Linked DNA regions of Homo sapiens: regions 1 and 3 are each linked to region 2. A link is a contact called in ENCODE Hi-C or POLR2A ChIA-PET data. All regions are on one chromosome and are shown on one strand. Each heading gives the region's core, a stretch centred on a gene start or an enhancer-like site at or near the end of the contact. The rest is flanking DNA. Distances are from core to core; before and after follow the strand shown.

Evidence for each region. A loop is a pair of places that touch in the nucleus more often than their neighbours do. ChIA-PET counts read pairs that join two places held with the same protein, here RNA polymerase II (POLR2A). Pooled maps may share reads with other maps.
Region 1: a loop to region 2 is called in a pooled map, with 4 times the contacts of the local background. The contact joins the promoter of RNFT1 here to the enhancer-like site in region 2. A Hi-C loop is called at or near these places in 4 of 50 pooled maps. POLR2A ChIA-PET finds 5 or more read pairs at or near these places in 3 of 52 experiments (HEK293 and activated T-cell).
Region 3: a loop to region 2 is called in a pooled map, with 4 times the contacts of the local background. The contact joins two enhancer-like sites. A Hi-C loop is called at or near these places in 1 of 37 single-sample maps with no recorded cell type and 5 of 50 pooled maps. POLR2A ChIA-PET finds 5 or more read pairs at or near these places in 1 of 52 experiments (activated CD4-positive, alpha-beta T cell).

The regions. Positions count from the first base shown.
Region 1 is chr17:59,963,331-59,967,662 of GRCh38, reverse strand. RNFT1 (ring finger protein, transmembrane 1) reads left to right here and starts at 2,923. Exons shown (of 9, transcript NM_016125.4): 1 at 2,923-3,055. The coding sequence starts at 3,000. RNFT1-DT (RNFT1 divergent transcript) reads right to left here and starts at 2,567. Exons shown (of 4, transcript NR_110815.1): 1 at 2,475-2,567; 2 at 1,196-1,260. It also overlaps the pseudogene TBC1D3P1-DHX40P1. RefSeq lists an enhancer at 2,553-2,822 and a silencer at 2,853-2,982.
Region 2 is chr17:59,639,033-59,643,680 of GRCh38, reverse strand. All of the region lies in intron 1 of CLTC (clathrin heavy chain), which reads right to left. Among named protein-coding and RNA genes, the nearest start is that of CLTC, 21 kb to the right of the region's middle. RefSeq lists a silencer at 1,340-1,419. Within about 2 kb of position 1,445, at least 6 of the 41 ENCODE cell types and tissues checked have a DNase peak (open chromatin) inside an H3K27ac peak, as active enhancers do.
Region 3 is chr17:59,359,851-59,364,176 of GRCh38, reverse strand. The region is part of intron 2 of YPEL2 (yippee like 2); the gene reads right to left. Among named protein-coding and RNA genes, the nearest start is that of MIR4729, 4.1 kb to the left of the region's middle. Within about 2 kb of position 1,681, at least 9 of the 41 ENCODE cell types and tissues checked have a DNase peak (open chromatin) inside an H3K27ac peak, as active enhancers do.

The sequences.
Region 1 (4,332 bases), core at 1,674-4,173, 320 kb before region 2:
GGCATGATATTGGCTCACTGCAACCTCTGCCTCAGGTTGAAGCAATTCTCCTGCCTCAGCCTCCTGAGTAACTGCATTACAGGCGCGTGCCACCATACCTCGATAATTTTTGTATTTTTAGTAGAGACGGGGTTCCACCATGTTGGCCAGCCTGGTCTTGAACTCCTGACCTCAGGTGATCCGCCTGCCTCACCCTCCCAAAGTGCTGGGATTACAGGCGTGAGCCATTGTGCTTGGCCCTAATTTTTATGTTTTTAGCAGAAATGGAGTTTCACCATGTTGGCCAGGTTGGTCTTGAACTGCTGACCTCAAGTGATCTACCTGCTGTGGCCTCCCAAAGTGCTGAGATTACAGGTGTGAGCCATCATGCCTGGCCCGAGACTCTTTATTATGTCTCTCTCTCCAACATCTAGTATTATTCTTAACACTCAGTAAGTACTTGGAAAATGCTTTTTGAATTAACCAATTAAAATTAAAATGTCTATTTCCAACAGTCCAGATGCCAGTGGAAAGAAAATTTATCAGATAATAGCCTGTCACCAAGTCAAATCTTCTCATCAATTCAGTCCTTTCTTTCTTCAAATATGTCACTTTTCAGTCAAGTTACTTGGGTGAAATGCAGCTCCAAGTGCACTAATAAACTTTAAATATGGACTAATATACCTGCAGTGTTATGAGTATGTCAAAAGGAGAATTTTTTTTTTTTTTTTTTTGAGACAGGGTCTCACTCTGTTCCCAGACTGGAGCAATAACGGCTCATTGCAGCCTTAATCTCCCTGGCTCAAGGGATTCTCCCACCTCAGCCTCCTGAGTAGCTGGGACTACAGGCCCTTGCCACAGTGCCCAGCTAATTTTAACATTTTTTTCTAGAGACAGGGTCTCTCTATGTTGTCCAGTCTGCTCTCGATCTCTTGGGCTCAAGCGACCTTTTCACCTCAGCCTCCCAAAGTGCTAGGATTATAGGAATGAACCGTAGTATCTGGCCAAGATGAGAATTTAAACACTACATTTGGTATTCTAAATTTACAAATGTACCAAATGTACTAAAATTATCAGTGTACTAATACATATTGGTGCTGCATTGTGGCTGTGGCTGAATTATGTTATATTCTGTTTTTTTTCCTGTTTCCTAAATGTTCACACATTTTGAAGTTTAAAAATATCCACGACATAGTTGAAATGTTAGAATACTTACACATATCTCCTCGGAAAATTCACTATAGTCTGGAGCCTGGCTCTCACCCTTACTGAACCAGAAATCTGTCAGAAAGATTTAAATTAGTAAGCACAGAGAGACTTAAGTATGCCTTCTACCACCGCCGACCACCCCTACCCCCACCCCCAACAAAAAAAGAAAGCCAATGTGTTTTTTTTTGAGGTGGGGGTCTCCTTCTGCCGCCCAGGCTGGAGTGCAGTGGCACGATTTCAGCTCACTGCAACCTCCGCCACCTGGGTTCAAGGGATTCTCCTGCCTCAGCCTCCCGAGTAGCTGGGATTACAGGCGCCCGCCACCAAGCCCGGGTGATTTTTGTATTTTTAGTAGAGACAGGGTTTCGCCATGTTGGCCAGGCTGGTCTCAAACTCCTGACCTCAAGTGATCCTCCCGCCTCGGCCTTCCAAAGCGCTGGGATTACAGGGGTGAGCCACCACGCCAGGCCTAAACCTTTTTTTTTTTAGACGGAGTGTCGCTCTGTTGCCAGGCTGGAGTGCAGTGGCTAATCCCGGCTCACTGCAACCTCCGCCTCCCGGGTTCAAGCGATTCTCCTGCCTCAGCTTCCCGAGTAGCTGAGATTACAGGCACGCACCACCACACCCGGCTAATTTTTGTATTTTTAGTAGAGACGGGGTTTCACCATATTGGCCAGGATGTGGCCACGATCTCTTGACCTTGTGATCCACCCGCCTTGGCCTCCCAAAGTGCTGGGATTACAGGTGTGAGCTACCACTCCCCTCCTCAGCTTCGTTTTCTTAATGACCTTTTAATTTTAGAACAGTTTTAGATTAACAGAATTTATTTTATTTATTTATTTTTTGAGACCGAGTCTCACTCACTCTGTTGCCCAGGCTGGAGTGCAGTGGCACGATCTTGGCTCACTACAAACTCCACCTCCCGGGTTCAAGTGATTCTCGTATGCCTCAGCTTCCCGAGTATCTGTAGCGGGGATTACAAGTGTGAGCCAACGCCCCCGGCTAATTTTTGTAGTTTTAATAGAGACGGGTTTCACCATGTTGGCCAGGCTGGTCTCTACCTCCTGAGCTCAAGTGACCCGCCCGCCTCGGCCTCCCAAAATACTGGGATTACAGGTGTGAGCCACTGCGCCCGACCTAAACTTCGTTTTCTTAATAACCTTTTAATTTTAGAACAGTTTTAGATTAACATAATTATTTTGAGGGCAGTAGGGTCCTCTATACCCCACGCAAGACAGGTTTTTCAACTCTAACTTCTACTTCCACCCCACGCAGACTCTCCGCACCTCTCTCCTCTCATCTCGGGTTCTGACAAGGCCTGATCCTCACAGCCCAAATTCACGATTGTGAGGAAAGGTCAGCTCAGACCAAACGTCACCGCCCAGACAGACACAACTAGGTCAGGCGTCAAGCTCGCGGACATCCGAGCCCGGAAACCCTAACACTCCTCCAGGGGTAGGTTCTCCAAGCCTGAACATTTTTAACCTCAAAACGCCCAGGATCTCGGAGGCGTGTGGTGGATGCCACATAAATACATAACACATAACAACGACTTATTATTTAGCGCCAGGCCTGAAGGCCGTTCTCAGGCGCAGCTCGCTTGTTCTCGCTGCCAAAACACCCCGGCAGCCGTGAGCTCTCCACTCGGCGCGGTGCGGGGGCGGGGCTAGGAGGTGGAGCCGGGGCAGGGCGCGCGCGCGCGCGTGAGAACGTCCGGGGAGCGCGCGCGCCGCCGCCGTTGCCGCCGGGCTGAGAGAAGAGCTTGCGGGGTTTGCGGTTGATGGCCCCGACTGAAGGGCTGGAGGCGGTGTATGCCGCTGTTCTTGCTGTCGCTCCCGACACCTCCGTCCGCTTCTGGTCATGAGAGGTTAGGCCTGGGGGAAGCGGGCAGAGGAGGAGGCGGCGAGGGGCCGCGGCGCAGGGGGCTCTGGGGAGAATAGGCACTCGAGGCTCGGACGTGGGTGGAGAACTCTGCCCTCGGAGATTCCGGAAGAGTTGTGTTGAATTTTCTTCCCTTTTTTCTCCTCTTTCTTGTCTGTGCATGAAGGAAAGTGGGAGGGTTCTATGTTATTTATAGAAAAGACACTGAAAGCCTGCTGTCCAACGTCGCTCTTCAGTTTTGACGAAATAACACCCGTGGCGTCGGGGCCTCGGTGAAAGCCTTTAGTGAAAAGCACTGAAACCCAAACCGCCAGACACGGTGACTGCACCACTGTTCAGTCCTGGGAGTGAAATAGAATGACACAGAACATTCCCTGACGTTAACTCTAGCCTCCTCCTAGACAAACGGGAAAAGCACGGCAGTGTGGGATAGCCTCTGCGTTTTGTCAGCTGGGATTCCGACTCTGTTCTTCTGTTTCTAGGAGGTCCACACTGGATCATTTATTAGAGAGATCTTTCTCTGCTAGAGTCCTCTTTCCTCACACCCCTCCCTCCGTAATACACACACCACCGACGGTGGCATTTTATTGGGCGGACTGTGTAACTGCTTATTCAGACTAAAGAGTTACCTAGCAATTACGTGGTGACTCTCCAAAGTATCTATGCTTTAAATGTATTTAGGTAACATTCTTTTGCGCGGGGAGGTAATATTATTGGTGGCACCATTAATTATTGGAAACTTTATGAGCTTTGGGAAAGCTGCTTGAGCAGAAAATCTAATTTGTAGGTCACCTAAGTGCAGTGTTTATTATTAGTTACCTATGATGATAATAAGGCATTAAGATTTAATGTTGTTTTTTTTCCTAACATTTCCAACCATTAAAAAATACTGGCTCACTCTTCCTTATGAAACTTCTTTGATGTAGAATCTACATCAGAGATGAAACTGCACCATTTGGGAAAAGTAAATGTACCAGAGTACCCAGTGAGGACTGGTGCTCATTAACATCTGCTGGGTACCCATACTTCATGACTGTTTTGCGGATGCCTTCTGCCATTAGAGAACTGGAAGCATTTGCAGCTCAACTTTTTTTTTTTTGGTGCAAATGTTCCCTAAAAGATCATTTGTGTAGGGCAGCAGAGCCTTGGCATTAAGGGAGAAGGGAGGAGTCCAGTGATAAATAACCTGAAAATTCATCTGTTGTGATTATTTGCTACTCCTTTAGTGAATAAAGGATACCCAGTGAGGAATATACTGCTGGT
Region 2 (4,648 bases), core at 196-2,695:
GAGCATGTGGTAAAGCACAGAGACGTAAAAGTGTGGTTGGCTAAGGGAACTACAAGTACTTTTGTAACACTATAGGATTGAGGGAGTACACAATTAAGGTTAGAGAAATGAGCAAGGGCCAGACCAACAAGCTAAACATACCTCAGTAAGAATCCTGAGTTTATTCTACAGGCGAAGGGAGCTACTTAAGGATTTTAACAAGGAAAATAATGGAATTAGATTTGCTTTGTGTACTCAGAAAATACTAAAGTATCTGCTAAACAAATATAGTGGATCTAAAGATGGTAGGTCTTTGCAAACCAATTAAGTATGTAAGAACAAAAGTCACTTGTTACTAGGAAGAAATCTCTACCATAGTGGGTTATTAATACTCTGGGTGACTAACTATGTTGTAACAGATTAAGTCCTACTAAAAGAAGCTACATGGAGGCTTTATTTTATTAGCCTTGGCCAGACTAGTTTTATCCCCCTTTCCTCCAAAGGTAATATAATAAATTCGCATGGTACAAAATACACACACACACACACACACACACACACACACACACCCCAGAAAAGAAAAAGCATGGAAAAAAAAAAATCAAGTCTTTCTGTCACCCTTGTCCTCTAGCAATACAGTTTTCCTCCACAAACACCACCACTGTCACTATTATCTTATGGACTAAACCAGCCAAGTTAACTGTATTTTATTTAAATTCTCTTCTGAAACTCTTCTGCTAATAGTGCTTAAACATAACCAGGCCAGGCTCTGAATAAGATATAACATAAGACTACAAGGCTACATTTTACTTTCTCTTCACTCTTCTATCTCAATTACTACTGGTATTAAGTTATTAATGTTATAACTCAGTTATAAAGTGTAGTTACAGTAACTCAGTCACTGAATATAGGGGCAAGAAGTCAAACAACTCTCTAACCATTAATACAAACATCGTAATAAAGTAGATTAACCTGCTTTACAAGCTCAAGTATATGCTGTAATGCAAGGCAAATACACTAGCTTTAAAGTATGTAACTTATAATGTATTTAGTTATAGTAAAGCCTTATAAACCATTAATTTTAACTTCTTCCTGACTTTAACTTTTCTTTTGAGACAGGATCTCACATCTATTTTTCTGAGTAGAGGGTCCTTAGACTCCTTAAGTTTAATTGATAATTATCCTTTCCGATAATTGGAGAAAACATTCCAGTGGGCTCATAAAGTTCATAGAGCTATATACCTAAAAGCAGTAAGTTATGCTGTAAGAATCCTAAGCTACCCTGTAAGAATTCTATGTTTCTAAGTCTCTACCAAGCCTTCATCTAAGGCACTGAGTTTCACCTGTCACAGCTTAAGTCCCACAGTGTTTGAGGAAGTCGGAGTAAAAATAGTGTTAGTCAAATAGTGAAATTAAATTCAAAACCACAAAAGGAAGCAAACCACAGACACTACTAACTGAACCCCAAGTGATTCTAACAGATTCCTTCCTACTTCTCAACTTCAGAGGCAGGTGGAAGATGACTTTAAGAAAACACTATCAGAAAACAATGAGGAGGAAAAAGGAAAGTCAAAAACCTGTGTTTCCAATTCCTTGTTAGATCCCCAGAAAAAAAGCAGTAAGAAAAACACGCTGCATCAGTTAGCAATGACCTTCAGCCTCAGGGTATTTTACTTGTAAAAAAAAAAAAAAAAAAAAAAAACAACAAAGATTTGGCCTGGCACCTTGGTTCACACCTATAATCCCAGCACTTTGGGAGGCTGAGATGAGAGGATCACTTGAGCCCAGGAGTTTGATACCAGCCTGGGCAACATAATGAGACCCCATCTCTGCAAAAACTTTAAAAAATAAGGTAAATAAAAGATCTGGCTTTAAAGTGACAGAACTGCCTGCAACCCTAATCTATGTAATCCTTATATTACTTTCTCATTAAACATATGCTACCAAGAGAGCTATGCATATATATCTTTGATCTCCTTCAGGAATGTATTGGTACTAATCAAAATAGTCCATGTGGAATAGATATACTTTATTTAAAAAATGCAAAATTAAACAGGAGGCAAGTGACAAACTCTTTTTTTTTTTTTTTTTTTTTTTTGAGATGGAGTCTTGCTCTGTCGCCAGCCAGGCTGGAGTACAGTGGCTCGATCTCAGCTCACTACAACCTCTGCCTCCTAGGTTCAAGTGATTCTCCTGCCTCAGCCTCCCGAGTAGCTGGGACTACAGGAGTGCGCCAACATGCCCGGCTAATTTTTTGTATTTTAGTAGAAATGGAGTTTCACCATGTTGGCCAGGATGGTCTCGATCTCCTGACCTCATGGTCCACCTGCCTCAGCCTCAGTCTAGACAAGTCAGTCAGCCTCAGTCTAGACAAGAACAGAAAAGTAGCCTGTAACCTGTAATTCCTTCTTTTCCTCTCTCCCTCAGCCTCTACTAGTGAATGTAGTGTTATTCTACTACGAATGCAGTTATTAGAACAACAGTGATATGGGTTACTTCCCTAGGATTTATGTCCCAGTTTGAGTTAAAACACCAGCAAACATGAACATAATTCTGAAGTTGCAAGTTTTTTGTTTTTTTTTTTGAAACCGAGTCTCGCTCTGTCACCAGGCTGGAATGCAGTGGCATGATCTCGGCTTACTGCAACCTCTACCTCCCCAGTTCAAGCAATTCTCCTGCCTCAGCCTCCCAAGTAGCTGGGACTACAGGCGTGCACCACCACGTCCAGCTAATTTTTGTATTTTTAGTACAGATGGGGTTTGACCACGTTGGCCAGAATGGTCTCGATCTCTTGACCTCATGTTCCGTCCGCCTTGGCCTCCCAAAGTGCTGGGAATACAGGCATGAGCCACGGCGTCCAGCCGTGTCAAATTCTTAATAATGGCACATGTTTAAACATATTAAAAAAGCACACTTAAGTGGTGGTCATTTACACAACTGAACAGGACCCTGCTCCTTCCTATATAGCCTTCCTAATTGTGAGGAAAAAAAGACAGGAACTTCGGCTGGGCGTGGTGGCTCATGCCTGTAATCCCAGCACTTTGGGAGGCCAAGGGGGCGTGGATCACGAGGTCAGGAGATCGAGATCATCCTGGCTAACACAGTGAAACCCCGTTTCTACTAAAAATACAAAATATTAGCCGGGCCCATGGTGGCACACGCCTGTAGTCCCAGCTACTCCAGAGGCTGAGGCAGGAGAATCGCTTGTACCCGGGAGGCGGAGGTTGCAGTGAGCCAAGACCGCCCTACTGCACTCCAGCCTGAGTGACAGAGCAAGACTTTGGCAAAAAAAAAAAAAAGAACTTCAAGTGACCGTATTGGCTAAGAGAAGGTTAAATTTGCTTCCACCTCTTCAAATAAGGTAGGTAAGATTGTTTTCCTTACTGATGTTCCTTTTGAGTGAGAATGTCTAGAACACTCAGCAATTCTTCCCATATTTTCCTGTTATATACTCAAAAGAGAAATATGCCAAAGCACACAATAATAGGACAAGTCACTCTTATTAACTGCAAGTCTGGTTTAGGTATACCCTTACAGTAGGAGCATGTAACAGGGTGGCCAAACTATATAACTATGTCTAGTAATATCAATATAGATTAAAACTTTTAAAATGCAACATATTTTTAAACAGGTTTTATTTTCAAAACAGCACATAGTAACCATAAAGTATTCTCAGTCAGTTATAAAGGTGTGATGGCATATAAGCTATACCACAGAAACTGAATTGTATTTTTATTCTTTATTTATTGAGACAGGGTCTTGCCCTGTTGCCCAGGCTGGAGTGCAGTGGTACCACTGCAGCCTCGACCTCCCAGGCTCAAGTGATCTTCCTACCTCAGCCTCCTCAGTACCTGAGACTACAGGCGCCACCATGCCTGGCTAATTTTTTTTTTTTTTTAAGAGACAGGTTCTCCCTATGTTACCCAGGCTGGTCTCGAACTCCTGGGCTCAAGTAATCCTCCCAGCTCGACCTCCCAGTGTTGGGATTACAGGTATGAACCACTGTACCCAGCCATAAACTGAATTATACACTATGGAACTAAGCATGGATAAAGTCAAAGGACATATACAACATTCTCTATAAACTTGCAGGTATTTTCAGAGGACATATCTGAAATACATGTAATATATCTGGATACATGTATCCAAACTACAGCTACATTTTATTATCCTCTCAATCTGCAAAATGCCATTAGTGTTGAAGCTGGAGATATCCTATTTTAACATATGCTTGGAAATTCCTATGATAAAGTTTTTTTTAACTTAAAAGAATTTTTATTTTGCTGTTATAAGAATATGGAGTCAATAAACTGGGTCCAAAAAAAGGGGCTTGTTTTTTTGAATAGTTATCACGTGCATACAGTAAAGCACTAAAATCTTACAAAAGGTTATACTATGAAAAGTCACCCACCCCGTCTTTCCAGTAATACCCTTCTCCCCTAAGCAATTAGAGATACTTTTGCATTTCAGAGTTATCCTGTAGCATATGAAAGTATGTATTTCCTCCGCCCTTTTCCAACAGAATGGCACAAGACACAAAAGTATACAAATAAACTGCTTCCTTGTTTTTACAGAAAAGCACCCAAACTTTGTAACTCATTTGGTTTCCAGATTCGATTTTGGTCTGCAAGTGGCACTACTTTAGGACTTGACACCTAAACCTGGATCT
Region 3 (4,326 bases), core at 432-2,931, 280 kb after region 2:
AGCCACAAAGTTCTGAGCATCTATGACTCCAGGACATTGAGAATCTTGTTAGGAAGCAAGACAATTATACATAAAAAGTGCACGCAACCATAACAACACAGACCATACCACAAGACAGTCATTAATTTCCAAATGAACAACCAGAGAGTGAGTTCTACAGACATTCAGAGCATCCTATAAGCCAGGAAGACTCACTAGAAGAAAAAAAGATGTGAACTGGTCTTCAAGAATGGGTAGGAACTGAATAGAGAGAGAGGAAAGGAGAAGGATTCACCAAGGCAAAGGAAATGACAGGAGGGAAGAAAGGGTGGGATTTGCCACAAGGATTACTGAGTAAGACCATAAAATAGGCAAGGCCAAAAGAACCTAGGCCACACTGCGAAGCGGTAGCAAAAAGTACATGAGCAGATCTGAATCTGAACCCATCTGGCTTCTTGGTAACCTGGTAACCTATGGCCTTAATCCCCACATTGAAAGGATGTTGTAAAATAAGTGATGGAGTAAGTAAAATACCTAAAGGAGTTCCTGGCACACAGTAGGTGCTCAATAAAGAGGAAAGTGTTCAGCTGGGTGCGGCGGCTCATGCCTGTAATCCCAGCATTTTGGGAGGCTGAGGCAGGTGGATCACTTGAGGTCAGGTCAGGAGTTCGAGAGCAGCCTGGCCAACATGGTGAAACCACACCTTTACTAAAAATACAAAAATTAGCCGGGCCTGGTGGCGGATGCCTGTAATCCCAGCTACTTGGGAGGCTGAGGCAGGAGAATTGCTCGAACCCAAAAGGCGGAGGCTGCAGTGAGCAGAGATCACGCCACTGCACTGCAGCTTGGGCAACGGAGTGGGACTCCATCTCAAAAAAAAAAAAAAGAAAAAAAAAAAGGGTAAGTCTTTAGGACCAGTGTGGTGGCTCACCTGTAATCCCAACACTTTGGGATGCTGAGGTGGGAAGTCTGCTTGAGGTCAGGAGTTTGAGACCAGTCTAGGCAACATAGCGAGACCCTGTCTCTCTCTCTCTCTATATATATATCTATATATACATAGAAACTAAGAAGGTGTTCAATCAATAGTAGCTAATAGCAGCAACATAGATTTTCCATCTTGTGTGTTTGTTACAACACCAAACAACCTTATCTGTAACATTCTTCTACCCTCCATGGTGAGCCTTGCATTCCCTTGTTTCCTAAACATCACAGGCTCTTTAAGTGCAGGAATCATCTTATCCCTACCATCTAGGTTTAAATGTTGTTTAAAGCACAAGAAATATTGAACTGAACAAGTAGTGTATGACAGTGGATTCTAGTCAGCCCCCAAACGCAAACAGCCAAGCTAGCAATGGTGCAGATTTACCATTCCAGAGGCCAGAGGGAGTGCCACTGCTCAAACAGAAACAGAGGGATCCTGCACCCACTCCTTGCTTCCCAGGTTGAACACCCTGATGAAAAAGAGTTTCTTTGGATTTCTGACTGGGAACACAAGCTTGATTACCAGTGTCCCTGCTGAGAGCCTAGACGCTAATATACAAACCAGTCTTATGATTGGAACCTTAAAGGCATCTGCAAACCACAGAGTTAATTTTCAGGGTACGCCTCATCGCTCAAGTCAACATTTCCTTTTGGTATTTAAAGTAACCACACAGAAAGAATCACATTTGAGCAGATTTTGTGCTCCAGCTGCCTGCAGTCTGCAGCAAAAGAAAAACAAAACATAAAGATGATTCACCAGATTTGGTCCCAGCAGCTCCCTTGATACTAAATTGGTGAGCAACTCTATGTGTGCCCAGATCATTAATTTTCACAGGGAGCAGGCGTGACTGTGCGACAGGTCTGCCTCCCATTTAAAGCATGTGACTTCCTGAACCCAATTCCCCTTGTCCATGCCTACACATGATAAACACAATTAAAAAAAAAAAAAAACCATAGAATGCTTCTATTTCTTTGCCAAGCAGTGGTCAATGAGTATTTGCTGAATGACCACCATGTACCTGGAACACATTCGGACCACTGCAATGGACAGACACCACTTGCCCCATTCTAGTCTCTTCCTCACTAGTTCATCTACCACACCACAGCAGCACTAACCATTTGCTGGTCATGTCATTACTTGCTTAAAAGTCTTCAGTAGCAACCAACTGTCAATGGGACAACATCCTAGCTTCTATTCTTCTAATAATCTGGCTTCTACCTACACCTTTAATGTTTTCACAGTTTTTCAACCTCTACCCCAAAGAACGGCTGCTCCCTGTGTGCTCCCTGCCTCTGGCTCTTTGTTCCTGATGCTCCTTTTACCAGCTCCTCCCCATCATTTGAGGCTTCTGCTTCCAGGCACACTTCAATGCCACTTCTTCCACCAAGTCTTCCCAGAACTGCATTTTCTAGAAAGATGGATCTTAAAGTTTGGTTGTGTGTGTGTTTTTTTCCTTTTTTAACCAACAGTATCTTTGGTGGAGAGCCTGATGAAAGCCATGAAACCCTCTCTAGAAAAATATACATGCCCACAGAATGACACATGCAATTTCATGGAGTCCTTGAAGCCAGTCCACGGACCCAGATTGAAACTCACTGATAAAGATCTCTATCTGAGTAATAAGTCATTCACTCAAATATTCACTGAGAATCTACCAGTCTTAGGAGCTGTGCTGCTGCTAGAGACACAAAAACGATGTCACAATCATCTCCTCAAGTAATTCACAGGCTAATGGGAAACATGCGTCATCACACTGTGATAACTGCTTTAAGAGAAACATAAGATGAAGTAGAAACTTCAAGAAGGCATAACATGAATCTATTATCTCCCAAACTAGGATAAAAGTTCCCTGACAAAATTTTTGAGTAGTATTATAATATCTAGAATAGTGCTATGTGCATGCACGCGCACACACACACAGAGTACGTAATTAGTATTTGTGCAAAGACAGAATGGAATCAATAAGATGATAAGAGCAAGTATAGGCACAGTCCCCACTGCCGTCACCCACATACACCAGAAACTCTTCAGATATAGTTAAAATGGTCCCACTGTGGACCAACCGTGCTATACAAATTATCCCAAGCTGCGTGCGGTGGCTCACATCTGTAATCCCAGCACTTTGGCAGGCAGAGGCAGGTGGATTGCTTGAGGTCAGGAGGTCGAGACCAGGCTGGCCAACACAGTGAAACCTCATCTCTACTAAAAATACAAAAATTATCTGGGCATGGTGATGCACACCTGTAATCCCAGTTACTCAGGTGGCTGAGGCACGAGAATTGCTTGAACCCGGGAGGCAGAGATTGCAGTGAGCCAAGATTGCACCACTGCACTCCAGCCTGGGTGACAGAGTGAGACTTTATATCAAAAAAAGAGAAAAAAAATCCCAGCCTAATTCATGGCTCTTTTCATCCTGAACGGGTTCAATCTCTGCCCCTATGGAGGAAAGGTACCATAAGATACTATATACTTTACACGAGCCCCAAATAGTTTCTTTTCACCAAGAAACACTGTAAAGTAACCACATCCCTTTGTTTGGAGACTTTCTGTACAGATTTGATTCACCTGCCACCCCTTCCTGGGTGGTCAACAGATACTTCTAGAGGAGTACAAAAGAGCCAATGCTTCATTAGTAGGAGACAGAGCTTTCAAAGGTCACATAGTTGAAGAAAATAATTAAGTAATTTGGGGTTGGGAAATGTGATTCTCTTTATAAAAGCCAACTTGGTAGAGCATGTCTTGCAACTGGACTTATTGGGTTGTGCTGGAACTCTTCCCTAATTTGTCACTTCTGCCTTGGCTGTAGCTTAGAAGTGATGTCTAAGAATCACTAACACGGCCGGGCGCAGTGGCTCACGTCTGTAATCCCAGCACTCTGGGAGGCCGAGGCAGGCAGATAACTTGAAGTCAGGGGTTCAAGACCATCCTGGCCAACACGGTGAAACCCGTCTCTACTAAAAAAGTACAAAAAATTAGCCGGGCGTGGTGGCGGGTGCCTGTAGTCCCAGCTACTCGGGAGGCTGAGGCAGGAGAATGGCGTGAACCCGGGAAGCGGAGCTTGCAGTGAGCCAAGATCGTGCCACTGCACTCCAGCCTGGGCAACAGTGCAAGATTCCGTCTCAAAAAAATAAATAAATAAAATTTAAAAATTACCTGGGTGTGGTGGCGCATGCCTGTAATCCCAGCTACTCAGAAGGCTGAGGCAGGAGAGTCTCTTGAACTCAGGAGGCGGAGGTTGCAGTGAGCCGAGATCGCACCACTGCACTCCAGCCTGGGCAACAGAGTGAGACTCCGTCTCAAAAAAATAAATAAAAAAGAAACACTGACATTCAACAGCAAAGTGGCAGAGGCACCCACTAGAGCTC